2 separate regions of the Homo sapiens genome follow, and region 1 is linked to region 2. The links are chromatin loops, found by intact Hi-C in ENCODE. Cell type or tissue: A673. All regions are shown on one strand. Each heading gives the region's core, and the rest is flanking DNA. Links, peaks and the distances in the headings are about the cores only. Region 1 overlaps AFF1 (ALF transcription elongation factor 1). Region 2 has its middle 13 kb from the start of MIR4452.

The links. A loop is a pair of places that touch in the nucleus more often than their neighbours do. Peaks named below come from ENCODE experiments on the same cell type or tissue, not always from the same donor. Only the 100,000 strongest peaks of a DNase experiment are listed, where the experiment ranks them.
Region 1: it touches region 2 in a loop (6-fold over the local background); 1 of 110 quality-filtered maps calls a loop at or near these places.

The regions. Positions count from the first base shown.
Region 1 is chr4:86,967,275-86,969,774 of GRCh38, forward strand. The region is part of intron 2 of AFF1 (ALF transcription elongation factor 1); the gene reads left to right. Among named protein-coding and RNA genes, the nearest start is that of AFF1, 34 kb to the left of the region's middle. In A673, for the core only: no CTCF peak of the experiment used is centred there; DNase peaks (open chromatin) are centred at 667 and 1,517; H3K27ac peaks cover 2,500 bases.
Region 2 is chr4:86,546,656-86,564,235 of GRCh38, forward strand. It overlaps a transcript of MAPK10 not described here. Among named protein-coding and RNA genes, the nearest start is that of MIR4452, 13 kb to the left of the region's middle. RefSeq lists an enhancer at 711-1,211. In A673, for the core only: no CTCF peak of the experiment used is centred there; a DNase peak (open chromatin) is centred at 8,136; H3K27ac peaks cover 2,500 bases.

The DNA.
Region 1 (2,500 bases), core at 1-2,500, 410 kb after region 2:
GTGTTCCAGATAAAGGAACCATACTTGTGAAGACTTGGGCGAAAAGAAAAAACAAAACAGAAGTAAACCGTAGGGCCCTTTTGAGGAACTGAATGAAGTTCACTGTAGCTGGAGCAGAGAGCACCAGGTCAGGAAGTGATCTGGTGAGCCATGCTAAGAAATTTGACCATGTATTTAGGGTAATGGGAAGCCATCAAACTATTTTAAATATGTTAGTGGTTTAATATGATTTTAAAAGGTCGCTTGTCAAATGGAGAATGGAGTTTAGTGGGACATGGGCAGGAGCAGAAGCAAAGCAACCCATTGTGGGGATATGAAGTAAGTAGTGCATGGGAGAGCTGAAGAGAATCCAGTGGGCTCTGGATGATTTTTTTTTTTTTGTAAACAATGAGAAAAGATAGGTAGGTTGGATGCATGAAACAGAAGACTCAAGAACAATTCTTAATCATTGGTTTTGTCACTGGGAGATGCTGAAAGATGGGAAAGACTGAGAGTGGTACAAGTTCCTTTTTGAGTAGTCCAGGTTTGAAATGCCTGTGAAAATCCTGGCAAGTGGAGATGTTAAGTGGGCAATTGGTTCTCTAAGTCTAGAGTTCATTGGGGAAGGTCTGGGCTTAAGACACAATTTATTCAGTAGAAAATGAATCACAGTTGTGCATGAGATTTCCCAACAGATGAGAGTGCTCAGGAACTTGAACTACGTAGCAACTTAGTGGGAACTAAGTAGCAGAGAAGGCTTAGTAAGGAGGTTGAGATGGAGCTGATAAAGAAGCTGACAAAACCCAGGAGAGTGCTCTCTTGGCCAAGGGAAGAGCAGGTGGGGAGAAGAGGTTCAGAACATCAAATGCTGTTAAACTGTGGATTCAGTCACCTCTTCCGTGAAACCTCCTCTCTTACCCTCAGGCAGTAATGGTCTCCCATTTCTCAAAGATACAACCTTTTATTATGGCATTTAAATTGTTTTTGTTTTTATCTTCCTTACAAGATTCTGTCATTGGACAGCTGATTATGAGCTAGCAGACACAGTAGAAATTCAATCAATTAATACATTAAATAATTTATAGAAGAATGATTATTGGCCTCTGCCACCAAGAAATGGTTATGTCTTCTTAGTGATTTGCCTGCTTTTTGTCTCCCTGGATTTAGGATGTAGTTTTGAAAATAACATTGACGTTCCTTCATAGACGTTCGTACAGTTTTCAGTATTCACAATGGCAGAAGTATGATATTTCGACTGTGCCCTATTTTTATGCTGGGCAAGGACCTCAAGAACAAAACTCCTGTGACCTTACATAGGGGTCTTACACTGAAGGAGTATGGGAAATAGCAACTCTTGTAAAAATAAGCTGGTCAGTGGGTGGTAGGTAAGCTGAGGGAAAAGATTTATGAGCAACATCCTGTTCTGGGATCACTGCTGGGGACGGAAGAGGGGGAGAAACTGCTATATAAATCACGAAGGCAGCTCAGGAAATAAAGTCTGCCATTGGAGGGTCTCAGGGGGACCCTTCTTGGATATCTTTTGCATAACACATGGGTGAAGGAGAATCAACAGGTGTCACTTTTCTCAGCCCATGTGGGGGGTTGGTGCTGGGTTGGGATAATTCATCTTTCATAAGGGAAAAAAGGAGCAGAAGATGACAGAGTGAGATGGCACAGTGGGCCCCAGAGTCATCTCTAGTTTTGTAATTGCTTGCTGGATTGTGAAGAAAAAAGGAGAGAGAAGGGGCCATTTTGTAGGAGCAGAAGATTGTGTTCATTGGTCTTAGGTCTCACGTGGTAGCCTCTCCACGGAGCGCCTCCTTGTTCCTTCAGGAATCTGCATCAGCTTCTGCTCAGTTCAGGATGTGTAGGTGACATCCTGTCTTGACCAGAGGGTGCATTTGGCTTGAGACTTTTTTTCTTTTCAAATGAAAGACAGTTGAGTCCAGGCGTGGTGGCTCACGCCTGTAATCCCAGCACTTTGGGAGGCTGAGGCAGGCGGATCATGAGGTCAGGAGATCAAGACCCATCCTGGCTAACATGGTGAAACCTTGTCTCTACTAAAAACACAAAAAATTAGCTTGGCGTGGTGGCACGTGCCTGTAGTCCCAGCTACTCAGGAGGCTGAGGCAGGAGAATTGCTTGAACCCAGGAGGCAGAGGTTGCAGTGAGCTGAGATTGTGCCACTGCACTCCAGCCTGGGCAACAGAGCGAGCTTCCATCTCAAAAACAGAACAAAACAAAAAACAGTTGAATCGGTTTATCAATAGGGGATTAGATTCTATGTTATGATGTACCTACAAAATAGAAATGAAATAGTTGTTAAAAAAAAAAAGGGTAAGATAGGCCCGGCGTGGTGGCTCACGCCTGTAATCCCAGCACTTAGGGAGGCCGAGGCAGGCGGATCACGAGGTCGGGAGATCGAGACCATCCTGGCTAACACGGTGAAACCCCGTCTCTACTAACAATACAAAAAATGAGCTGGGCGCCGGGGCGGGTGCCTATAGTCCCAGCTACTCGG
Region 2 (17,580 bases), core at 6,717-9,216:
GTCATATGCCCATGAGGCCAGCCCTACTCCAAAATTAAGACCAGATTTGAATGGGTTCCATGCAGTGCTTGGAGGGGAAAATCCCAGATGTAAACTCTCACTGTAAAAGTTCAAAAGGGGCTGGGCGGGGTGGCTCATGCCTGTTAATCCCAGCACTTTGGGAGGCCGAGGCGGGTGGATCACGAGGTCAGGAGATCTAGACCATCCTGGCTAACACAGTGAAACCCCATCTCTACTAAATATACAAAAAATTAGCTGGGCGTGGTGGCGGGCACCTGTAGTCCCAGTTACTCGGGAGGCTGAGGCAGGAGAACCGTGTGAACCCGGAAGGTGGAGCTTGCAGCCGAGATTGCGCCACTGCACTCCAGCCTGGGCGACAGAGCGAGACTCCGTCTAAAAACAAACAAAAAAAAAGTGCTAAAGGGAAAGGCTGATTATTGGAGTCAGAAGACTAGTTATCCTCTGCTTTTCTATGAGTGATAGTGAGAGGTGACAGCTTGCTGGCAGTTCTCACAGCCCTCGCTTCCTCTCGGCGCCTCCCCTGCCTGGGTTCCCACTTTGGCGGCACCTGAGGAGCCCTTCAGCCCGCCCTGCACTGTGGGATCCCCTTTCTGGGCTGGCCAAGGCCGGAGCCGGCTCCCTCAGCTTGCCAGGAGGTGTGGAGGGAGAGGCGCTGGGGGGAACCAGGACTGCGCGAGTTCCGGGTGGGCGTGGGCTCTGCGGACCCGCACTCCCAGCAGTCGGCCGGCCCCACCGCCCGGGGCAGTGAGGGGTTTAGCACCTGGGCCAGCAACTGCTGTGCTCAAAATTTCTCGCCGGGCCTTAGTTGCCTTCCCGCAGGGCAGGGCTCAGGACCTGCAGCCCGCCATGCCTGAGCCTCCCCCGCGCTCCCTGGGCTCCTGTGCCGCGGAGCCTCCCCTAAGAGCGCCGCCCCCTGCTCCACAGCACCCAGTCCCATTGACCACCCAAGGGCTGAGGAATGCCGGCGGCAGGCAGGGAGCTCCACCTGCAGCCTCCATTCAGGATCCACTGGGTGAAGCCAGCTGGGCTCCTGAGTCTAGTGGGGATGTGGAGAACCTTTATATCTAGCTAAGGGATTGTAAATACACCAATCAGCACTCTGTATCTAGCTCAAGGTTTGTAAACACACCAATCAGCACCCTGTGTCTAGCTCAGGGTTTGTGAATGCACCAATCGACACTCTGTATTTAGCTACTCTGGTGGGGCCTTAGAGAACCTTTATGTCTAGCTCAGGGATTGTAAACGCACCAATCAGCGCCCTGTCAAAACAGACCACTCGGCTCTACCAATCAGCAGGATGTGGGTGGAGCCAGACAAGAGAATAAAAGCAGGCTGCCTGATCCAGCAGTGGCAACCCGCTCAGGTCCCCTTCCACACTGTGGAATCTTGGTTCTTTCACTCTTTGCAATAAATCTTGCTGCTGCTCACTGCTTGGGTCCACACTGCTTTTATGAGCTGTAACACTCACCGCGAAGGTCTGCAGCTTCACTCCTGAAGCCAGCGAGACCACGAACCCACCGGGAGGAACAAACAACTCCAGACGCGCTGCCTTAAGAGCTGTAACACTCACCACAAAGGTCCGCAGTTTCACTCCTGAGCCAGCGAGACCGCGAACCCCACCAGAAGGAAGAAACTCCAAACACATCCGAACATCAGAACGAACAAACTCCGGACATGCCACCTTTAAGAACTGTAACACTCACCACGAGGGTCCACAGCTTCATTCCTGAAGTCAGTGAGACCAAGAACCCACCAATTCCGGACACAATAGTAGATAACTGCTATGGTTTGGATCTCTGTCCCCACTAAATTTCATGTTGAATTATAATCTCCAGGGCTGGAGGTGGGGTCTGGTGGGAGGTGACTGGATCATTGGGTTGGTTTCTAATGGTTTATCACCATCCTCCTAGTGATAGGTTCCCCTTTGCCTTCCACCATGATTGAAAGTTAGTAAAGGCCATCATGCTTCCTGTATAGCCCATGGAACCATGAGCCAATTAAACCTCTTTTCTTTATATACTTTGGCTCAGGTGTTTCTTCATAGCAGTGTGAGAACAGACTAATGCAGGTACTCTCAGTGCCACTCTGACCCTGGTGATTTTGAGATTCCACTAGACCACAACTTGCACACTATGAACAATAAGACAGCTTAGAAGGACATCTCGTATAGCTCTGTGATATGGAAAGACTAAACACATTCTGAATAGATTTTGGTTCCTTTAAAATGACTTTATATTTTTGTAACACTGTAAGGCCCGACTAAATATACGTTTTCACTGTTATGATTTAGTGATTCCCATTCTAGAGCAAAATGAAAATATTACTGATAATTCACTGTTTATTTCATGGAATACTAAAATACCAATATTAATGCAGTATTTTAATTTTAAAAAGCCAGTAAAAATATTTAATATATGTAAAATATAAAAGCTTATATATTATTAAACATCAAGTAAAAATAAAAACTGTAATTTTAACCATATCTTATCATCGTGATAGAAATTATCCAAAGTTTCAATTATTAAAAATAAAGTATTCAAAATACAGTCCGGCATCACTTAAGGACAGGGATATATCCTTCCAAATGCATTGTTAAGACAATTTTGTCCTTGTCTGAACATCATAGAGAGTACTTACACAAATCTAAATGGTATAACCCACTATACAACTAGGCTGTATGGTATAGTCCATTGCTCCTACACTACAAACCTGCACAGTATGTTATTGTACTGAATATGGTAGGGAATTGTAACACAATGGTATTTGTGTATCTAAACATAGAAAAGATACAGTAAAAACACCATATAAAAAGATAAGAAAGGGTATACCTATATTGGGCACTTACCATGAATGGAGCTTACAGGACTGGAAGTTGCTCTGAGTGAGTCAGTGAGTGAGTGGTGACTAAATGTGAAGGCTTAGGGCATTACTGTACACTACTGTAGACTTTATAAACAGGCTGTTTATTGAAACAAAATAATTTCCCTAGATATACTTTCCTATTAATGAAGAGCATGTTAGACCAGGCACGGTGGCTCATGCCTTTAATCCCAACACTTTAAGGAGGCCGAGGTGTGAGGATCCCTTGAGTCCAGGAGTTTGAGGTTATAGTGAGCTATGATTGTGCCATTGTACTCCAGCCTGGGTGACAGCACAAGGCCCTGTTTCTAAGAATAAACAAACAAACAAACAAAACAATAAGGGAAGAAAGGAGAGGAGAGGAGAAAGACAACATAAGTCACATTATACCTTAAAAGTCAGGTTTCTAGGAATTTTTCAGGCCAGAAAATAAATCTTACAAGTGATCTGTAAGTTGTTATGTATCAATACCTTTCAAGGATAGCTTTCAAGTAACCATGACTTCCAGGTGTATAGATTTACCATCTGCTTCAAAGACAAGAAACTTCTCCATGCAAATTTATACTAAGAGACATCTTTATCTCAAACCTTCAGGGCTTATACCCAAGAGTGAACTACTTCATTCAGGACATGGAAGCACATACATATAGAACTACTAGCCATACTCCCCGAGGAATCTGGATCTCACAGGGAGATTCAACGCCCTTAAAGTATGACAATGAACCGTTGTATATTTTTGGTGTGCTAGATCCACAGGGCTAATTTGGCATTCAGTTTGCAACAATTAAAAAGCTGCAGCAGCATTATATTAATCAGAAGGGCTAAGCAGAGCTTCAGTTAAAAAAAAAAAAAAAAAAAAAAAAAAAAAAAAAAAAACTCCAGGCCAGGCACAGTGGCTTACGCCTGTAATCCCAGCACTTTGTGGGGCTGAGGAAGGCAGATCACTTGAGGTTAAGAGCTGGAGACCAGCCTGGGAAACATGTTGAAATGCCGTCTCTACTAAAAATACAAAAATTAGCCAGGTGTGGTGGTGCATACCTGAAATCCCAGCTACTCGGGAGGGAGGCTGAGGCAGGAGAATCACTTGAACCTGGGAGGCAGAGGTTGCAGTGAGCCAAGATCATGCCATTGCACCCCAGCCTGGGCAACACAGCAAGACTCTGTCTCAAAACAAATAAATAAGTAAATACAAAATACACACACACAAAAACCTCCAAATGTCATGGGCTTAACCAAAATTTAATTCTTGTTCACATAAAGTCCCTTGAGGCTCATATTCCTCCGTGTGTTGGTCCACCTTCTAGGCTATTTTGGTATTATGGCACCTCCTCATCAGCACATGCTTCCACAAGTACCCTGGCAGGGGAAGAATAGGCTGGGCAATTGAACATTGGTAATAAATGCATTCTTCTGAAAGTGACGTACATCACTTGGGCACACATTTCATGAGCTAAAGCTAGTCTAACTTCAAGGAGACAGATAAGTAAAATCATCCTGTTTGCCTGAAATTAAAGAAGAACTCTGTGAACACAATAATGCCACCCATAGTGCATTACAGACATCAAGATTTGTGGCAATTTGTAGAGTCTGACCTCACTCTTCTAATATTTATAGTAAAAAGGATGGGTAGTTAACCAAACTGCATATGTATATGTGTTAGCCCCTCAAATGAAACCACTTCATTTACATTACTTTAAAGAAATGTGTGTTTTCCACTATTTAATGATCACATCATATGCTGAATGCAGTAATGTCAAGTTTTAAAATTTTGTTTTGCTTTTTGCCAATGAAACTAGGCAAAATGAGATGAAAGAATTTTGGCTGTGATTTTAGGAACTGCCTTTACTCAATGCTTAATTTTAACTAAGCATAACCAGTGAGTAAAATTTTGTCAAGATCATTCCTAATTTACAATTTTCATTAAAGCTGATAAAGTATACTCTTCAAAGAATAACATGAGTTTACTTCCTTCCTTGTTTTCTTCCTTCCATCTTTCCTTCCTTCCTTCCTTCCTTCTTTCCTTCCTTCTTCTCTCTTTCTTTCTCTCTCTCTCTCTCTCTGTCTCTCTTTCTCTCTTTCTTTCTTTTTGAGATGGAGTCTCACTCTATCACCCAGGCTGGAGTGCAGTGCTGCGATCTTGGCTCATGCAACCTCCACCTCCCAGGTTCAAGTGATTCTCCTGCCGCAGCCTCTCCAGTAGCTGGAATCACAGGAGGGCACCACCACACCTGGCTAATTTTTGTATTTTTAGTAGAGACAAGGTTTCCCCATGCTGGCCAGGCTGGTCTCGAATACCTGACCTCAAGTGATCCACCTGCCTCAGCCTCCCAAAGTGCTGGGATTACAGGCGTAAGCCACTGCACCCAGCCATGAGTTTTCTTTTTCCTAAATATTTTCTTGCAACTATTTGTTGCCATAACAGTTTGAACCTGAATTTTATTTTCATAGGATTAAAGGTAGATATTTATTTCTGCTGATTTTTTTCATTAGAGAATGCCTATTATTAAAAATAATTTGAATGGATTAAATTATATTTTAAAAAGAAACAAAGATGAGAAAATAAAAAATATAAAAGGGGGGCCAGTTAAGACAGGGAGAAAGAGGTCAGGCATGGTAACTCATGCCTGTAATCCCAGCACTTTGGGAGGCCGAGGCGGGAGGATCTCTTGAGCTCAGGAATTCAAGAACAGCCTGGGCAACATAGAAAGACCTCGTCTTTACAAAAAATAAACAAAATTAGCCAGGCGTGGAGGTGCATCCCTGTAGTCTGAGCTACTCAGGAGGCTAAGGTGGGAGGACTGCTTGAGCCCAGGAGGTGCAGGCTGCAGTGAGCCAAGACTGCACCACTGTAGTCCAGCCCAGGCAACAGAGTGAGACCCTGTCTCAAAGAGAGGAAGGAAGGAAGGAAGGAAGGAAGGAAGGAAGGAGGGAGGGAGGGAGGGAGGGAGGGAGGGAGGGAGGGAAGGAAAGGAAGGAAGGAAGGAAGGAAGGAAGGAAGGAAGGAAGGAAGGAAGGAAGGAAGGAATAGAATAAAATAAAAAGGAAAGAATATGCAGAACCTACTTGTGGGGAGACAATCCTCTGTGGGTCTCTTGCATTTCTGCACATTGTGTGAGAAGTACTAGCTTTTTTTCTGGATTATTTTTTCAAGGATATTTTTATAGAGAACAATTTTGGAAAAAGAGAGTGTCTCTTTTTAGAGCAGAGGGCAGGTTTGTTTGCTGCCCAGTATAATTAAGATAATGTTTCCCTCCAAGGCAAAGTTTAGATAGGTTTGCTTGCAGCTCCCCGATAATTTATTAAGGTTTCCTATGCTCAGGGTCCCTCAGCAGTGATACTAACCCACTGCACGTGCAGCTTTCACCCGGGCTTCCACACATCACATCCATGAGACTTGTAGGGGCATGAACGGTATGAACACGAAGTTCATGCTGCCTGTTGTCCTATGAGTAATTAAGTCTTTTTACTCTGACCCAGGAGTCTTCATGTCTTCTGCCGGCATCCATAAAACCGTGGCAGCTTACTTGAAAACTTTTTTCAACAAAAATAGGATGCTGACAGACATGGCTTTTTGAAAGAGAAAGAATAAGGGATCCTAAGAACTGAGTTAGAATTTATGAGAAGACTCCCCAGGGAAGTATTTACCTAGTAGTAAATACCTAGTAGTGGTAGGCAAGGGCATTTAGGAAGTGTGAGGGTCTCCCACTGCTCTACCTGTTCATGAATGTCTAGAGTCTGAGCAGCAAGAGATAAGATTGAAATAAATAATCTAAATGGTGTTTTAGTTGTTGTTCACTCTCCTCTGGAAGGGAGGAGAAAGGATAAAAGAGCCCACAAAGCTGAGAGAGGGCTTGGATCATCTGAAAACTTTGAAAATTAGTTTTGGTTGTACCATGAACAGCCTCTGGGTCACTCAAACTGGAAAGAAAATATGCTTTGCTTACTGACATGAAGCCACTCTCTCCTTACATAGCCCCAGATTCCTCCCACCATTGCTTTTGCCCTTATCCCAGCTGCTTAAAAGAGGAAGGTGGGGTCAGGGTCTCCCTGTCCCCAAGGGGGAACAAAAGCTACGTGTGCACTTTCAGGTATGCTGGGGGAACTTAAGGGAGGTGAAGGACTCAAACTTGGATGCTCTGTTGAGTACAGACATCCAAGTCACCCATTCTACCCAGTTCTGTGAGGAGGGGAAGTGCCTACATTCAATTTGTAGGATTTGGTCAGGGTTTGGGGTAGTGATGTGATGTTAACATGACCTTGTTTTCCAGGATGTCATCTACCCCTTATTTTCCTTCTACTTCTCTAAGTGCCCCACAGTTTTCTTTAATAGTTCCTTCTCTTCAGACCACTTCTTAATTTTTTTTTTTTTAGAATTTTTTTTTATTATTAAGAGACAGAGTCTTATTATGTTGCCCAGGCTGGCTTCAAACTCCTAGGCTCAAGAGATTCTCTTACCTCAGCCTCCCAAGTACCTAGGATTACAGGCACATTCCACCATGTCCAGTGACAGAAATTCTTAAAAGACAGAAAGGGGAGGAGAAGGCAGGACGAGGGGGTAGTCATGGGCCTTTAACGGGAAAGATTTGAACTGACATGATTATAGGTGGGCTGAGATTTTTATATTTTCAAAATGAGGCATGGGTTGAAAATAAATAAGGGACACTCTTAAATGCTGATTCTTCCAGGGTTTCATCCTTGGTGGTATGTTCGTTTTACATTTTTAGATATATTATTTCATTCATATTCTAAAAGCTACTGCTTATAGTTCCCAAGACTGTATCTCCAATTCTAACCTATCTTCAAGTTCCAGACCAGCTTTTTCAAATGCTAGTTAATTTGGCTATCACAAGGGCACTTGAACCTAATACATTTTTTAAAAAAGAAGACTGGAGTAATTATACTCCTAAATATTCCCAACTTTCCCATCAAGGTTAATGGAATCAACATCCTCAAGTTTCCCAAGTAAAAAATTCATCTGGAGTGTCCCTCTTACCACCCACACCCAAATTGTGTCAATTTTATTTCAGAAATATATAAAAAATCTGACCATTCTTCCCTATTTCCTCAGCCACTAATTCAATTCAGGCTCTTACGATTTCTGTCCTAGATTATTGCCACATTGTCCTATCTGGTCCCTCCCCCATCAATCTCTCCTATAATCCATCTTTTACATTCCTAACATCATTATTTTCTTACCAAACAAATATGATTACACCCTCCCCTTTATTTAACAATTTCCCCTGATTTTCCACTAGCTGCCCTATAAAAGCCAAGCTCTTTTGTATGGGCACAATGCCCTTCATGATGTAACCCCAATTTAGTGTTCCAATTTCATTTCCTTCCACTCCCCACCACAGCCCTAAGCTCCAAACCACAATGAACTTCTCATATATCTTTTCAAAACTCTATGCCTTTGCAAATTTTGTCTTCTTTTCTTCAGATGCCCTTTCTTCCTCTTCTGTATATAACAAATTCTCATTCTGTCTTCTAGACTATCCAAAGTTCATCTTCTCTGTCAAGCCATCCCTAATTTTCCTAGACTGGACAATAGTGCTTATTTCTGTGTATTCAATTTGTTTATTCATGTGTTTGCCTTTTCCATTAAACTAAGTTCCTTAAAAGTAGGGATCTGCCGGGCACGGTGGCTCATGCCTGTAATCCTAGCACTTTGGGAGGCCGAGGTGGGTGGATCACGAGGTCAGGAGTTCAAGACCAGGCTGACCAATATGGTGAAACCCTGTCTCTACTAAAAACTCAAAAATTAGCCGGGCGCGGTGGCCGGTGCCTGTAGTCCCAGCTACTCTGGAGGCTGAGGCAGGAGAATTGCTTGAACCTAGGAGGCGGAGGTTGCAGTAAGCCAAGATCGCACCACTGCACTCTAGCCTGGGTGACAGAGTTGAGACTCCATCTCAAAAAAAAGGAAAGTAGGGATTATAGGTTTTTTTATTTGGGGTGCCTAGCAGAATGTCTTGAATATGGTTGAATAAATGCTTATTGGCTGAATAACTTACTTTCTTATATCAAGTCAAGATTCACTGGATGCTTTAGCCTGAAATAAATTCTTGAGCAACCAAATGCTGGTATTCTGCATGTTTTGTATATTGTATAGTATACACATTTTATTATTTGAATCTTTCTTTCCTTGACTATCTTTATTTTGGTTATTTAAATAAATATAATGAGCTATAGCATAGGAAAGAAAACAACTTTAAATTTGTTCCTTATTAAAAGTGTAAGAAGTTGGGTAAAGGAGAATATTGAAACAATTAGATAAATTAAGGTTGAGGAGCACCTATGATTTGTTCTTGCATCCCTCAGAGTCAGGAAAATAAAGAATGTGACCATTTGACTAGATATAAATATATTACCATCCACACCATTCCTTATAATATCAGGAAGCTCATTAATAAAGTGGTTTAATTTGAAGATCCTCATGAATGACTTTTAGCTAGTAAGATTATAATCTGTTTAGAGTATGAATTTCAATGGTTTGAGCCATAACATTTTACAGTCCATTGCATTTTATCTGGTCATTTAATCAAACTGACCAAACACCTCCTGTGCCGTTTCAGAAATAGGTGGGAAATGAGGGGCTATAAACAATTCCTGAAGAAGGATGGGAACAATTCATGCTAGCAATGTAATATATGTTTTTAATTTAATGGAACCTGTTCTGTATCCATAGGTTGATGAAATTTGAGAAAATATGAGTTATCTATATCAGGTACCCTAGTAAATCAAATTCCCTGAGGACAAAGAACTTTTATTCATATTCATCTCTCCTCCTTCACAGGTAAAACATTCTGAATACATCTTTGTTGAATTTTATTAAATGAAATGCTTTATTTTTTTTACAAAATTCTAGATATCATAATAAGCCTTACTCATTTATTGTTTGACATAAGAAAATATAACACATGTGCACCTAAAAGAATTTTAAAAATTACCTTTATGTAATATTTAGCACAAATAGAGAAATGTTTTTAGATCATATTGAGGCAGAGGAACCTGCAAACTAATTGCTGATTCACTCACTGGGAAGAAAACAGTTTATTTCTGTCAACTAAAAGAAATAATACATAAAACAAATACCAGAGAAAAGAGAAATATTTTTGTTTCACACAATACAGAGCTGTGATTGCAAAAAGAATTAAATGCTGAGCAAAGGAAAAATATGTTTATTTATTCGTGGAGCCCTTTCGAGTCTTAGATGAAAAAGGGTAACTAAACCAAATGATAACCTGGAAAGTATCTCCTAGAATCTTAAAATGTTTAAAATTTTAAATTTAATAATGTGAAAAATGAGAACCATTTTTATAGCACTGGCAAGAAAACAGGTTCTAAGATGTCCTTACAATTCCATGCTCAGTTTATATTCTGTTGTAACTTCCCCAAGTTTTATTTTTCTGAGTGGGCTGGGCAGTGAAACCCATAAGATTTGCCCTCTGGGACAGAGCCATTTTAAATACAATGCTCTTCCTACTCTTCAGACAAGAAAGCAGTGAATCATTCATCTTCTAACCAAAATTAAGCTGGTTAATTCCATGGCTATCAATCTTGACATTTAATGTTTACATTCAAAATTTGGGATTAAAAAAAAATGAGTAAAAAAGAAATATGAAGTGGACCATTAGTGAAATTCTAACTGAAGTGAAACTAAATCTTTTGTTAAATGGCAATGGTAAATGTTGTAAAGATATATTACTTCCTGTTTTCCAGTCTCTTTTTCTTGACCACAACCAGTGTAAGATATAATAAAATAACAACCTCCCAAGTTATGTTATTATAGAGTACTTTTACAGCCCAACCCAAGGCAAAATAAACATCAGTAATGAATTGTTCCCATGTACTGACATAAGGAAAGACTACTGACTGTCACTAAAAACTAGTGTATTTTTTTAAAATCTAAGAAAAGTAGAACTCTAAGGCACAACAGTTTCATTGTTAATTTATGTCATCCAAGATTTTGTCCAACTGAGCAATCAATTAGGAAATAATATATCAAGAATCTTACTGGCTCTAGTTGTAATCATTTACAAATTACTGATAAATTTAATAATATTTTGAAGGGTAAATTGTTCATTTCCTCAGCACTAGATGTTGTATTTAATGACACCAAAATACTGTTTAGTTTCAGCCAAAAGTAGGCAACTAATATTTTTTCCTAATATAGAGTGTAGAGGTGACTGACTCATCATAATATTTTCTGTTTTCATATTAGTCAGTTAGCACTCAAGAAACTCCGTATGCCATTGGGAGTGCAACAGGAGTCATATTTCTGAAAATGAAATTTCTGTTTTTATATACACTCCTTCTGTTGGCTCCTAAATTCAGGTAGTTTAGAGAAACATACTTTCCCACATTTAGTGCCCTGACTTAGGTAGAAGTTAATAATATCTTTATTCTAAACTGAATCATTGGTATATTGATGCTAAATGGTTGCAAGAAATTAAATGGTTTATTCTTTTATGTACCCCCAAGAAGCAATTCTAGTCTGTCATTCTTCTGCAACAAACACCTAATTAGTTTACTAATACATACAGAGGTGAAACAAAAAGTAAATTAAAAATACATATTTTCAATTTTAACTGGCCATAATTTTAATTTTCAAATTAGTGTTCTCTTCTATTAGCCCAGGCTGAAAAATTAAATATAGGATACCTAAATAAAACACATTTATGAACAAATTCATAAATTTAAGTCACATAAATTCAAGAAAGTATATTCTTATTTGATGTTTGAGAAATTTTCCATCAATAGACAAGTTTTTATATTCCATCAAATTCAGTGCTAAAGACGAGGCTTTGTACTTAGTATGCTGTCTTTCATCTTTGGCCTTCGAAACTCTTTATGGGCCTTAATTAATTCTCACCACACCCCTCTGAGGCAGGTTGGTATTATTATTCCCTCTTTATAGTTGAGGAAATGGAGACAAAAAGAGATTAGTATGAGATTTGCCCAATGACGTAGAATAAATCAGAGACACATTTAGTGTGAGCTTCAAAACGGCTCACAGATAAACATGTTGTTGGCGTCTTCATTTCTCTTTCCTATCAGTATCAATGTTTCAACATTCTCAACAGAAAATGTTTCTTGTTTAGCAACATTGCTAAGTTGAATTACTTTTTCACTCTGAGAAGTTTATATTGCCTCTTTGAGAATTTATTTTATTGCTTTCTTCTTTGCTACAAAATGAATTTTTGACATAATTTTGACATGTTGCAACTAAATGTACAGGTTGGTACCCTGAAGAAATTAGAGTATGCATTACTTGCAATTAGATATAAAACTTTCAGGAAAAAAAAAAAAAACTTTCCAGAAATGTGTAGCATGCTGTATCAGATCATTCATGGGGACATTCTAGGGTCCACGGAAGCCATTCACCTAGAAATCTTGATGGTAATATTATTATGATACCACCTCATTAAGTGACTCATGATGGCTTGTTCAGGCTTGTGTTCTTTGTGAACTGAAGACCTGCTATAAATCCAGTTACAACTAGTTTCTCTGCTATTGCATTATACCTCATGTTAATGGCTAAAGTAAACTTGCATATTTTTTTCCATTGGAGTTCAATGGCAAATGTCTGCTACTGAAGCAAAATGAAAAATAATATACATTATTTTTCCTTTTCTTCTTGAGACATCCCCAAAAATTTATGTTTAGGTTTAACCAAATCCAACGGTTTTGCTGTTCTATACCCTACGTGACTAGCAACTTTTTTGGAGGAGATAAGGCTATCTTTCCAAAAAAAAAAAATCTAAAAATCCTATAATTTAAAAAATTATGTTTAATTTGCCTTGTCTAGGTGAAGATGCTATTGAGAGATATCTCTGTTTTAAGATTTATTCCAAGCTTGGATTCCTTATGCTGTTTGGTTTTCTTATGATACCTTACTCTATTAAATTGTACTCAATAATAATACCAGCAAATAGTCTCTCTTTCTCCACAATGAACTCTCTTGTTTCCCCTGCTCTATTTTGGATAATTTGTATAAAATGCAATGCAAAGATTACATTTCAGGAAAGGGTGAAGAGAGGAAAGGCAAAAATATACCTTCAGTTTTCAAACTATACTACTTAAATATTTTGTTTTAGTCTTAATAGTCACTCACCGGCCAGGCGTGGTGGCTCATGCCTCTAATCCCAGCACTTCGGGAGGCCAAGGCAGTAGGATCACTATGTCAGGAGATCAAGAGATCGAGACCATCCTGGCCAACATGGTGAAACCCCGTCTCTACTAAAAATACAAAAATTAGCTGGGTGTGGTGGCACGTGTCTGTAATCCCAGCTACTGGGGAGGCTGAGGCAGGAGAATCGCTTGAACCTGGGAGGCAGAGATTGCAGTGAGCCGAGATTGCAACACTGCACTCCAGCCTGGCAACAGAGCAAGACTTTGTCTCAAAAAAAAAAAAAAGAAAAGAAAATAGTCACTCACCTTCCTTATAAAACCAGTCAATTTTTTTTAATTTAGGATATTACTAATCACTAAATATCATGTTGTATTGTAAAGACAAAAAATAAAATAAAAATAGAATATTACTAATCATTTAATTTCAGCAGTAACCATTTTGCTTCAAAATTCTGCTAAATTAAATCATGGTGAACTTAAAGTTGTTAAATTTTACACACATTACTTTATATGTAAACATACAAACGCACTTTAACGAAAATGACAAGACTTTTCAATATAGAAAAATAATTTACTCCAAGGTTCAGAGTCAGAGTGAGACTCGTTAGCAAACCTCAATTGGTGGATATTTTCAGTATTTTCCAAAGTCTACCAGTGTGTGCCCCTACAGGTTGGATGTTACAAAATAATCTCTTCTTTTTAAAATGGAAATATGCTGTATTTGCCTTAGAAGACAGTTTTCAAATAAGAGATCTATCTTCTTTCAATATTTATTGCAACTTATAATGGAATTCTTGTTTAAAGGTTTGTATAGAATTAGTTACACTCCTTTGTCACATACTCCCAAATATTTATTTTAGGGAGTAGTTGATAAACCTGCTGGTTCTATCTGAAAGCGTGAAACCAGGTCAATTTCGCCACTGGGGCTAAGCACCATTCATCACCCTTATCTCTCTAACAGCTAATCTAAAGTAGTTAAGTAGTAATACATTGGCAATTCCCTTATTTAAGTGATGCAGTAAGCTATAAACTTAGCATTGCAAAACAGAGGCAAAAACTGTGCAATAATCCTTTTTGACCCCAGGATAGGAATCTTGGGACATTATTCTCAGTTCAAAATAAAGAGACTTAAAATCATTTTCATACAGTTAATGGATTCTTTCCTGTGCAGTCCTAGGACATGATGAAATATATTTAATGAGCTGTGCAAGGAATGAAGCGTGTTTGCCACTATAGAGTCCATGTCAGAAATAGAGCAAAGCATAGGAAATCCTGCTCACATGTATTACAATCCCTGTTCAATCTCCTAGGTCAACAGTTCACAACCTTTTTGGCACCAGGGACCAGTTTTGTGGAAAACAATTTTTTCCATGAATGCGGGAGTAGGGGGAATGAAACTATTTCATGTCAGACCATCAGGCATTGGATTCTCCTAAGGAGTGTACAACCTAGATTCCTCACATGCACCGTTCACAGTAGGGTTCATGCTCCTATGAGAATCTAATGCCACTGCTGATGTGACAGGAGGCAGAGCTCAGGTGGTAATGCTCCAGCCCAGTTCTTAACAGGCCATGGACCCATAATGATCCATGGCCTGGGGGATGGGGATCCCTGTCCTGCAAGACTCTGTCAGTTGCTGTGTATTATAAGTTCTTATGCTAAAATGTGAGTAATATAATGCTTATTAGAAGTAGTGGTAGTATTTCAAAAAATTATTCTATAATGTGTTAATAGTCCAGACTCTCATGTGTTTTCGACATTATTTGAACCTAGTTTCAAAAGCTCTTTCATTTCTTACTGAGAGCAATTCTCCAAAACCTCCTTCCTCTTATCTACAATCAACTGTTCATTCTTGCTTCCCTTGTTGATTTACAGTGAATGAAGAACTATTCTGGTGTTATTGAGATCTGTTTCTTATGAAAAATTAGCTGTGCTGGCTCTCTCTATATATATGAGGGAGAAATGAGAAGAGAAGGTGATTGAGTAATAGTCTAATTGTTAAGACTTAATTACTTAAAAGCAGACAATATGAAAGTAGATGAAACAGATAATTAAGGAGGTTATTTATTCATTATAAAACACTTTTCTATGTCAAGCAATGTACAGTGTATTGGGGAGACAAGAAGCAGACAGAGGACTTGCTCCCAGAAAACAGACAATCTAGTTGGAAGAAATATAAACTGTTTCTTCTTTTGCAATTCTTGTTGGATCATTCATTTTTCCCTATTCTAATTTTTATCATCTTAATTTGGACATTTACCACTTCCTTCTTGGATCACTACTGTTCTCCCCTGAAAGGCTTTCCCATCTCTGGTAAATATCCCCACTCGATCCTTTCTAAATTGACTCTTACTTCTAACTTCTACTTTGATTGCATAACTATCCTGTTCAAAAAGTTCAAGAGTTGGGCCAGGCATGGTGGCTCATGTCTGTAATTCTAGTACTTTGGGAAGCCAAGGCGGGAGGATCCCTTGGGCCCCAGCGTTCAAGACCAGCCTTGGCAACATAGGGAAACCCCAAGAAGATTGTTTGAGCCCAGGAGGTGGAGGCTACAGTGAGCTGTGATCATGCCACTGCACTCCAGCCTGGGTGACAGAGCAAGAGCCTATCAAAAAAATTAATAAATAAAATAGTTCAAGGGTTAATACTTTTGGAATAAAGTTTTAATTGTTAATCTAGCCTCAGCATCAATGCTCCTAACATCAGATGCCAATCTACTCATCAATTTTACATGCTGCTAGGCTGGGTACAGTGGCTCACACCTATAATCCCAGCACTTTGGGAGGCCAAGGCAGAAAGACTGTTTGAACCCAGGAGTTCGAGACCAGCCTGGGCAACATAAGGAGACCTTATCTCAGTAAATAAATAAATTAATTAATTTAGCCAGGAATGGTAGCCGATGCTTGTAGTCCCAGCTACTTGGGAGGTTGAGGTGGGAAGATTGCTTGAGTCTGGGAAGTCGAGGCTGCAGTGAGCTGTGATCCAGCCACTGTACTCCAGCCTGGGTGACAGGACAAGACCCTGTCTCAAAAAAATAAAAATAAAAAAAAACAACTTTACCTGCTGCACTATCCCCACACATACTGTAAGTTAAACTATGTTGCAAATCATTGTCTAATATACACTACACACTTTCCCATATTTCTACAGTGGATTACACTGCTGCCTGTGTTTAGAATGTTCTCTGTTGAAATCCTACCCATCTAAGGTAATATTCATATGCCACTTCTTCCATAACCAGAATTCCTAACCAGAATTCCTCCAGCTGAAACTGCTCTCTGTCATCTAAATGCTTTAAGCTCCTTCTTTGTATAACTCTTAAGGTACCAGTCAAATACTACCTTGTATTGTTATGTTTATTTCTTTCCTCCTTACAAGCACATAAAAACTCCTACATAACCCTTGGTATGTGTCTTATATATATTGAGCACTTAGTAAATATTTGTGCGATGTTGAATAATTACAATGAGAGGAAAAAGCAAGTGTGCATGAGAAGAGAGCAAATATGTAGGTAGAGATAAAAGTCATGGAAACCTTTGTAAACTGAAAGAAGTGGGGCTTAAATTTAATATGGAAGAAAGGAATTTTATTCATAATAGTATCTTGATTTATAGTTTACTTACAGGAAACTTTTGATTGCCAACATAACAATTCATTTACAAAATATGAGGGAGGTAAAAAAAAATGATGTTGAGGTTAGCAGGTGAAATCATTGTGAAAATTCCAGGAGAGAAAAGAAATCAGAATATTTGAAAAAGAATTTGTTCAAAGTAGCAGCATTATTTATACCCAGATAATTAAATTACCAGATTTATGGGATGAAGTATCTGTTTACTTTTCATCTTTTATGTTTGTGGTATCTAGGCCCATTTAGGATTGGAGTAATTTTTCTGATTACCTAATATAGTAGTCCTCCCCATTTGTCCTTGGGAGATACATTCCAAGACCTCCAGTAGATGCCTGAAACCACGGATAGTACTGAATCATATATATAGTATGTTTTTTGTTTTCTTCTCTGATAATCAAGAGACCTACTAAGTAACTAATGGGAGGGTAATATATACAGTGTGGATACATTGGACAAGAGGACATTCACATCCCAGGCCAGATGGAGCTGGACAGCATGCGATTTCATCATGCTACTAAGAATGCACAGTTTAAAACTTAAATTATTATTTTTTTTGAGACGGAGTCTCATTCTGTCACCCAGGCTGGAGTACAGTGGTGTGATCTCAGCTCACTGCCACCTCCACCTTCCGTATTCAAGCGATTCTCCTGCCTCAGCCTCCCAAGTAGCTAGGATTACAGGTGCATGCCACCACACCCGGCTAATTTTTGTATTTTTAGTAGAGACAGGGTTTTACCATTTTCTCCAGGCTGGTCTCGAACTCCTGACCTCAGGTGATCAGTCACCCTCGGCCTCCCAAAGTTCTGGGATTACAGGCATAAGCCACCACGCCTGGCCCAAAACTTATGAATTGCTTATTTCTGGAATTTTCCATTTACTATTTTAGGACCATAGTTGACCATGGGTAATTAAAACTGTGGAAAGCAAAACTATTGATAAGA